2 separate regions of the Homo sapiens genome follow, and region 1 is linked to region 2. A link is a contact called in ENCODE Hi-C or POLR2A ChIA-PET data. All regions are on one chromosome and are shown on one strand. Each heading gives the region's core, a stretch centred on a gene start or an enhancer-like site at or near the end of the contact. The rest is flanking DNA. Distances are from core to core; before and after follow the strand shown.

Region 1 (4,393 bases), core at 1,059-3,558, 54 kb after region 2:
GATTACAGGTGCCTGCCACCACGCCCAGCTAATTTTTGTATTTTTAGTAGAGACGGGATTTCACTATGTTGGCCAGACTGGTCTCGAACTCCTGAGCTCAGGTGATCTGCCTACCTCAGCCTCCCAAAGTGCTGGGATTACAGGCGTGAGCCACCATGCCCGGCCATAAACTTTATTTTTCAGAACAGCTTTATATTTACAGAAAAACTGTGATGATAGTTTAGAAAGTTCACATATATGCCACACCCAGTTTCCTTTATTTTAATATCTTATAATATGGTGCATTTGTTGCCTTTGATGGACCAATATTGATACACTATGATTAACTATGGTCCAGCTTTACTAGGCTTTCCTTAGCTTTACCTAATGTCCTTTTTCTGCTCCAGGATCCCATTCAAGACACCACATTACAAACGAAAATGTATTTTCTGTCATTTCTGGGACAACGGACAGGGTGGGGACGCAACAGTATGTGCTCCTGGCTCGTCAACACCGTGAAGCTGGGTTTCTGGCTCCCCAGGGACTTGGGGAGCACTTGGCAAGGGCATCAGACTTGATTTCATGCATCCTGGGTGTCTGTTCCACTCCCAGGTCTTCTTCAGCATGTCCTCTGACTTGTCCCCTCTCTGGCCTCAGTTTCCTCATCTGGAAAATGAGGGCCTTGGTGAGTTTCCTCTGGATAGGCGGTGGCCTGGGGCAGAGGGAACTGGCAGGCTTGGTGTTGTCCTGAGGGTGGAGCTGGGGCTCAGGGCGGCAGATCTCACGGAGTTCAACACAGGGGCGAAGGCTCTGATTTTGGAAGCTTTTTAATTCAAAGGTCAGGGGCCAAAGTCATGCCCCAGCCTTGCTGTTAATTCCTCTGTGCCTCAGGCAAGGCGCTCCTCATCTCTGGGCCTCAGTCTCCTGATCTGTAAAGTGATGGCTGGTGGGATGACTTCTGAGGACCCTTCTGGCTGGGAACAGAGCAGGCTGCCCTGGGAGCAATGAGTCTTCTCCCAAGGGTGCAAGCTGGGCCGGGAGGCCTCCTGGGTGTGGCAAGGGGTGATGGCCATGGTGGCATGTGGGTCCCCCTGCTGATGGAAAATCTGGCCTCTGTGTCCACCTTTCCCATGGCTAATTCAGGGGATGGTGGCTGGCGGCTGCAGGACACCCATGCCTTCCTTCCTGGCTCACTCAGGACTGCCTTTGGCCCTGAGCTAAGGAAGGCCTGCCAAGTGTACCAAACCCCGGGCCATGGACTTCCATGGGACGCACAGAAGCACGCCCTCACTATGTGCGAGCCTGTGGCAGCGCTGGCTGATGTGTCAGTCAGCTCCCAGGCAACTGCCAGCCGAGGCCAGGCTCTGGCCCACAGGCACAGCAGGTCCACCCTCCAAAACTCCAAGGGAGTGGGAGAAGGAACAGAGGCATCACTGAGAGGGTGAAGATGAGGGGCCCTGTGCCCTTACCTCCCCAAAACTAGACTTTCCATTTGAGAACATTCAGGTTCTGCCTTGTTTCCAAGCGTTTGCATCTGCTGTTCCCCCTAGCACCAATGCCTTTCCCTTTTCTAGCTGTTGAACTCCTACCCACCCCTCAAGGCCCAATGCAAAAGTTCCTTCTATTGGATCCTAGCTGCTTCAGGGCCTACCTGTGTCATGGCACGTATCACCCTGAATCATAACAGCCACTTCTGTACCTGTGTCCCCATCCAGAACTCAAGTTCCCTGAAGGCAGGAGTGGGTCTGACTCATCCCTGTGAGGTTGCTGCAGACGCATTATCTCCCCTTTGCATTATTGGTGAAAGGGCCGGGTGGAGGAAGGGAGGATTGCTGCACCAACCTTTCCTCGGCGCCTGTTTACTGGCACCGTCGCATCCATTCCACGCCGATCCTCCGCAGTCCCCCTATCCTGCCAGCCGCTCCTCCTTGGGGCAGGGGCGGCGCGAGCCACAGGGGCGTGCCCGCGAGCGGGTCGGGGCTGCGGAGAGAACGGGCCGGGGTAAAAACCCGACGGCTGCCCGCGGGTGGGCGGGGCGCGCAGAGCCGGTGGGAGGCCGCGGTGGCAGCAGTCGCCCCCGCGCATCGAGGGACCCAGGGACTCGCGCAGATGGCACGCGGCCACCTCGGTCCTGCCGGGGAGCCCCATTTCCAACCGAGGCAACTGAGGTTCCCAAAGCGCCAGCTACCCGCCGGGGTCTGGAGAGCGCCGGGGCCCGGCCGCCCCGCCCAGCCAGAGGTGCCCCGCCCCAAGCCTGGCGCACCTGGCCCCGCCCCGCCGGGACCCCGCCCCCGCCCTAATCAGAGCTGGTTCCGCGCCGCGGCCGCCGCGACAGGTGCAGCAGAGCCGAGCCGGCCGCGCTCCGAACGGCGCCTCCCGCCCCACCATGGGCAACAGCGCGAGCCGCAGCGACTTCGAGTGGGTCTACACCGACCAGCCGCACACGCAGCGGCGCAAGGAGATACTGGGTGAGCGCCGCGCGGGGCCCACCCCGGTGGGGACCGCCCCGTTGGCCCGTCTGGAGTCGCGTCGTGGGGTCGAGCCCAGACGGGCCGCTCCAGCTCTGGCCCAAATTCCAGTGGGCGTTCCGCCATTGCCGCTCCCCTCCCTGGGGTCCCCGGCCGGCTCCCCGAGGGTCCCCCACCCTGGCCGGGTCTGAAACTCCCTGGGACCTGAGGATTCCGAGGACCCCAGTACGGGTCCGAGCGCCAGGGAGCGCGTCCCAGCTGTTCCTCGCGAGCCACTCCCGGGGCCAGGGCCGGGGCTCTGGGATGCTGGGACGCGAGGGCGCAGGGGCGGCCCCGGGACGCGCTACGAGGCGCACGCGCTCCCTGGCGCGGAGGCAGCTTGCGCGACGCGGGGCCTCCACCCGCAGTCACTGGGCGCCTGCTGCGCTCAGAGCCCCTGGGTCTCGCGGCCACGGGCGCCCCAGGCTGGAGTTCAGGGCGGATGAGCGCCGGGAAGGGAGCAAACGCGAATGAGAGGCGCGCGTGTTTTCTTTGAAAAAAGCAAAGATTGTACTAAAGAATCCTTCTATTCTGGCATGTCGCTTATTACGTGGTGGCTGTTTTCCTTGTTGCTTCGTGTCCTCTGCGAGGAGGGCATCTTTACCCACTCGGAGTCACTCTCGTTCATGCCAGAGGCCCCATCCCACCCACAAGCAAGGTGGCCCCGGTGAGTCGTCCTTGGCCCGGGCTTACGGGGTTAAAGGGCCTGCGTCTGGAGAGTGGCTTTTGCCAGATGCCACCAAATCGCCACAGGCTGAGACAGGCCCGCCCCTCCCGCCCTGCCTAAGTCAGCACCGCGCGTTGCCACACTTTGTAATCTTCAGTCAGATTGGGGAAACAATACCATTTCACTGTGGCTTTAATTTGCACTTATTTGATGGAGGTTTCACATTTTAATCGGGCGTTTTATTTAATTTAATTAATTTATTTATTTAGAGACAGAGTCTCGCGATCTCGGCTCACTGCGACCCCCGCCTCCCAGGTTCAAGCGATTCTCCTGCCTCAGCCTTCTGAGTAGCTGGGATTACAGGCACCTGCCACCACACCCGGCTAATTTTTGTATTTGTAGTGAGATGGAGTTTCACCATGTTGGCTAGGCGCGATCTTAGCTCACTGCAACCTCTCCCCACTGGGCTCAACTGATCCTCCTACCTCAGCCTCCTGAGTAGTTGAGACTGCAGGTGTGTACCACTATGCCCGGCTATTTTTTTTGTATTTTTACTAGAAACAGGGTCTTGCCATGTTGCCCAGGCTGGTCTCAAACTTCCGAGCTCGAGGGATCCACCCATCTCAGCCTCCCAAAGTGTTGGGACTACAGGCATGGGCCATGAGCCACCACGCCTGGCCTGAACAACTTTTTTTTTTTTTTTTTTTTTTTTTGAGAGGAAGTCTTGCTCTGTCGCCCAGACCGGAGTGCAGTGATGCGATCTCCACTCACCGCAACCTCCGCCTCCCAGGTTCAAGCGATTCTCCTGCCTCAGCCTTCTGAGTAGCTGGGATTACAGGCACCCGCCACCACACCCGGCTAATTTTGTATTTGTAGTAGAGATGGGGTTTCACCATGTTGGCTAGGCTGGTCTCAAACTCCTGACCTCAGGTGATTCACCCGCCTCTGCCTCCCAAACTGTTGGGATTACAGGTGTGAGCCACTGCGCCCAGCCAACTTTTTCTTTCTTCCTCTTTTTTTAATCCCATGGCAGCATACTGAGATACCATGACTTTTAAATGTTTGAAACCCAAGATACATTGGGTGGCTAGCCTGTGACTGCATCCCGGGGTAACTGGGGCCTCAGGAGCTGGAAGCCTCTATGTGGGTTTGTGACTGCTGTGGTTTCTCCTGGGAGGTGAGCTGCAGCCCAGCATCGTCTGGTCCCAGCAGTGGTAGCTGCCTCCCGTATGCTGTGGAA
Region 2 (4,174 bases), core at 1,272-3,771:
ATTTTTATATCTAGCAAGCTCACTAAACTCTCATGGTAACTTACCTTGTGATTCTTTGGCTTTTATATCATCTCTAAATAATGACAGTTTGTTTTTTTCCTTTCAGATCTTTATATCCTTTTCTTTTTCCTTGCCTTTCTTCCCTGGCCTGGACTTCCCGTACAGTTTGCACCCTACTGGAGGTGGTGACAGTGGGCATCGTTGCCATGTTTCCATTCTCACAGGGAAAGCTATCATTGTTCCTCCACTATCTACGATGTTTGTTATGGGGTTTTACAGCTACCCTTTGTCAGGGCAAGGAAGTCCCTTCCATTCTTAGGTTGCTAAGAGTTTTTCTCATGAGTGGATCTTTAGTTTTCTCTACGAGCCTAGAGAGGATGGTATGTCTTTTCCTTTTTTCCATTAAAGTGATAGATGATGCTGAGTTTTCCAATGCTGACGGACCCTGCGCTCCTGAGAGAAACAGGCTTGACTGTGTTGTATTGTCTTTTTTAGAAGCTGCCAGATTCAGTTTGTTACTCGTGTAGGATTTTTGTGTCTATTTTTCATGAATGAGATTGCCCTGTCCTTTTTCTTTTTCATATTTCCCTTATTAGGTGTTGGTGTCAAGGTTATCATTGCCTCACCGAACCAGTTGGGCAGTCCCCTCTTTTTCTGTGTTCTGAGTTTGTATAAAAGCGGAACTCTTTGTTCCATACATGTATATTAAAACTCACGGAGGATGCCATCTGGGCCTGGAGTTTGCTCTGCAGGAAGGTCGACTCCTGATTAACTTGGTCTTTCATGAACCTCCCATCCTTCCAGACCAGACCACCTCACCGGTGGACCATAGTGGCACCCTAAGGAGCACTGCCCCAGGCCTCCTCCCCAGCCAGTCTTCCTGTTCCCAGCTCTCTCCACCGGTCCCCACTGTCCCCTGATAAAATGTAGATTTACTGTCAGACTCAGGGCCCTCACCTGTGGCCAAACCACTTGCCTATCCTACCCTTCTGCTGTGTCCTGCTGAACTGGAGGCACGCCTGGGCCTCCTGTGCTGGAGCCTCCGCCCACGTGTGGCCCATCCAGACTCCTCCTGCCACTAGGGCCACTTCTTCCGGGAAGCCTGCCCTTCCCTTTAACTGCAGGGCCCTGTCTCCTATAGCTCCCAATTTCCACGTATGATCAAGACCGCTCTGGGGTAGAATTATAATCACTCCCTACCCAAGTGAGTGATCCGAGAGGATGGGTATATGCTTCCAGTTACTTGCTTATTCGGTCAACAAAACATACGAAGCACCAGGCACCATATGGAGCTGGAATACATCAGTAACCAAGACTCACAGCTTCCAGTCTCCAGAGCTCTCCAGTGAGTGGAAATAAGACAGCTTTCACTCGACAGGTGAGCACTGAAAAACGAGTTTTAATCACCCAGAATCCCACTGCTAATGGATGAGAGCATTTCTTCTCTTCTCCGCTTTAAAAAGGCGTATAATTATCTACCTGAGTAAGTACAAGCTACACACTACGCTAATTTACGGATAAGGAAACCGAGGCGTGGGGCACTGAGGCTGAAGCTGGCCCGGCTTAGGAATGCTTGGGGTCTGGATTTTGACTCAGCAGGTTGACTCGGAGCCTCCCTGCCTTCTTGAAAAAATAGAATGTGTGTTGAGCTCTGTCCTCGTTTGGGCCTCGAGTTTCACTTATCTTACTACAGACACCACCTTGGGAACACGAAATGTGCATCTCGCCCCTATCTGGGTGTCACCCTCACCGGCTCCCTTGCTTTCTTTTCGGGCTGTAGGGGCAGAACCCAGCCCGGGAGTTCGGAGCCTGGGCTCTCCCGGCGCTGCCATCAACTCCCTGTGATCCCAGCTCGTCACTAGGCCTCTCTGCGCCTCTTTCCACCTGTGTTAGGCGGGGCTGGGATTCCACCCCTGGCGATGGGCGTCGAGGATCCAGCACAGCCGGGGCGGGGCTAGGCGGGCGCGGGGGACGAGGGGCCCCGGGGAGGAGGGCGGGGCGGGGCACGAGGGCCCTGAGAGCCGGAAGCGCGGGGCGGGGCCTGTGCCGGGTGCACCTCGCGAGCTAGCTGCCGCCCCGCCTGTGTCGCGGTCGTACCCTCCGCCCTCTGCGCCGAGAGCCGCTGCCGCCCGAGACCTTCGAGGGCTCCTCGCCCCTGCTTCCTGGGAGACCCTCTCCGCTGGGAGAGTCGCAGTCACGGAGCCGGGGGACACCTGTACGGGCAGGCGGCCGGCGAAGGCCCGGCCCGAGAGGAAGCGGGCCCCGAACGCCGCAACTGCCTGGGAAGCGGCTTTGCGTGTGCGCGGCGAGAGTAGCGGGGCCATTGCCGGGCGTCTCAGGCGCCCGGGGCACCTCCGCCCTTCTTCCTGCCGCAGCTTCCTCGCGGCACTGGGAAGGGCGGCGGGAACGCAGGCGCTGCGCCGGGCGAAGGCCGCGGCCCTGCTCTCATCCTCAGCAGTTGGGAGGCTGGGGCTGGGCTACACCGACCCGAGCGGGGGCCGGGCGCGGGCCAGGCTCCTCCCTCATCTCCGGCTCCGTGGGCCGCGTGGCTGCCCCTTGGCAGGCTCTGCGGGGTCCCTGTCCCTGCCTGGGTAGTGTGCGCCCTTACCCTCCCGCCCCGCTTCAGGCCCTGCAGTTGAGAACACGGCGCCCTCGCCCCAGCCTGGTCCTCGCTCTAGATCCCGACCCTGACGCAGCCTGGGGAAGCCTACAAAGCCCCTCTCAAAATATTTTTAGATGAATAAAATAACAAGATTAGGAAGGAAGGCTACTATGGTAAATAGTTGGCTGGTCGCGGGGCTCACGCCGGTTTTCCCAACAATTTGGGAGGCCGAGGCGGGAGGATCGCTTGAGCCTAGGAGTTGGAGACCAGCCTGGCCAACATAGTGAGACCGTCTCTACAAAAACTTTTTTTTTTAATTAGCCGGGCGTGGTGGAGCACATCTGAGGGCCCAGCTACTCGGGAGCTGAGGCAGGAGGATCCCTTAAGCCTGGGAAGTCAAGGCTGCAGTGAGCCGAGATGGGTGCCACTTCACTCCAGCCTAGGCGACAGAGTGAGACTTGCAGAAGGAAAGAGAGAAAAGAAATACAGTAACAGTTAATAAAATTCTTAACACACATGTAATAATGTATTTTACTCACACATTAAATAACAAGACTAAAGTTGCAAGTCTAATATTCACCATGATTTTGAAATACCAGTGAGTATAAATGATATTTAGAGATTTCTGCAACAGCTGAAATGTGATATGAATATATCTGGGTTTCTCTTGGTGACAAAGTCACAGGGACAGCTAACACCTACTACTGTGGGAATTTTAATATCAGAGGTGGGTGAAAATGAGATCGCATACATTCCTTCAACCCAAATTCAGAAGCCCCCTGGCTTCTATCCTCTGACCTCCCTTCCCCTCCCCTCTCTCTGTGGATCCCAGGTTAAGAACCCCCACCCATGTGACGGGGTGTGAAGAGCTCAGTGGGAGGGGCAGAGAGGAAGAGCCTCCCTGACCCCGGTGTTTGCCTAAAGAGAAGCACAGAGCCAGTTTTCATACTCTGGGCCTTTGCACATGCTGTTCCCTCTGCTGGGCCTTCCCATCCCCCTGCCCCCTCTGCCACCCCAACCTCCTGTCTCCTTGAAAATACCCTACCCCATGCCACCCCCAGCATGGGGTTTCCTCTCTTCTCTTGCTGTCTAGTATCTTCCCAGCTCCACACAGAGCCTGTGTGTTGATCTCAGGGGTTTGTGTTCAGGCCTGGCCTCCTGCTGGGCTGAGCTAGGCAAGGCCTGGGCTGGGGCTGCTCCATCCCTAGGGCCCATTTCAATACTGGTGCTCAACGCATGTTTATTGGATGGATGGATGGATGGATGGATGGATGGATGGATGGATGGATGGAAAAGGTCATGCCCACCATGTTTTCTAAGCATCTTGCAGTCAGCAGCCGCCTGACTCATCTTTGGGCACCCTCCCCTGGCAACAGCAAAGGCTGTGTCACCAGCCCTTCCGACCAGGCTCCTGAGGGGGGTCTTGCATACCTTCTCACAGGTCGTGTCCTAAGATCCCATTTCACCAGTGGGGAACCTGGCCCTGGGAAAGGTCAAGGCTGGCTCCCTTGGTCTGGGAGCTGGCAAGTGGTGCATGAGGGATTCCATCCAGCCTGCCCTGGCCACACTGCT

Evidence for each region. Hi-C counts contacts between places; a loop is a spot of excess contacts on that map. ChIA-PET counts read pairs that join two places held with the same protein, here RNA polymerase II (POLR2A). Pooled maps may share reads with other maps.
Region 1: a map of B cell shows a loop between it and region 2 (13-fold over the local background). The contact joins the promoter of DEGS2 here to the enhancer-like site in region 2. A Hi-C loop is called at or near these places in 2 of 168 maps with a recorded cell type or tissue (B cell and endothelial cell of umbilical vein), 7 of 37 single-sample maps with no recorded cell type and 9 of 50 pooled maps. POLR2A ChIA-PET finds 5 or more read pairs at or near these places in 13 of 52 experiments (A673, BJ, CD4-positive, alpha-beta T cell and 7 more).

The regions. Positions count from the first base shown.
Region 1 is chr14:100,157,560-100,161,952 of GRCh38, reverse strand. It overlaps DEGS2 (delta 4-desaturase, sphingolipid 2), which reads left to right and starts at 2,308. Exons shown (of 3, transcript NM_206918.3): 1 at 2,308-2,447. The coding sequence starts at 2,366. LOC124903380 (a long non-coding RNA gene) reads right to left here and starts at 1,916. Exons shown (of 2, transcript XR_007064330.1): 1 at 1,822-1,916; 2 at 239-645. RefSeq lists silencers at 1,962-2,361, 2,462-2,521.
Region 2 is chr14:100,212,443-100,216,616 of GRCh38, reverse strand. All of the region lies in intron 1 of YY1-DT (YY1 divergent transcript), which reads left to right. Among named protein-coding and RNA genes, the nearest start is that of YY1-DT, 24 kb to the left of the region's middle. RefSeq lists enhancers at 1,647-1,696, 2,374-2,874 and a silencer at 1,917-2,636. Within about 2 kb of position 2,521, at least 36 of the 41 ENCODE cell types and tissues checked have a DNase peak (open chromatin) inside an H3K27ac peak, as active enhancers do; they include A673, B cell, CD4-positive, alpha-beta T cell and 2 more, where a contact is called at or near this core.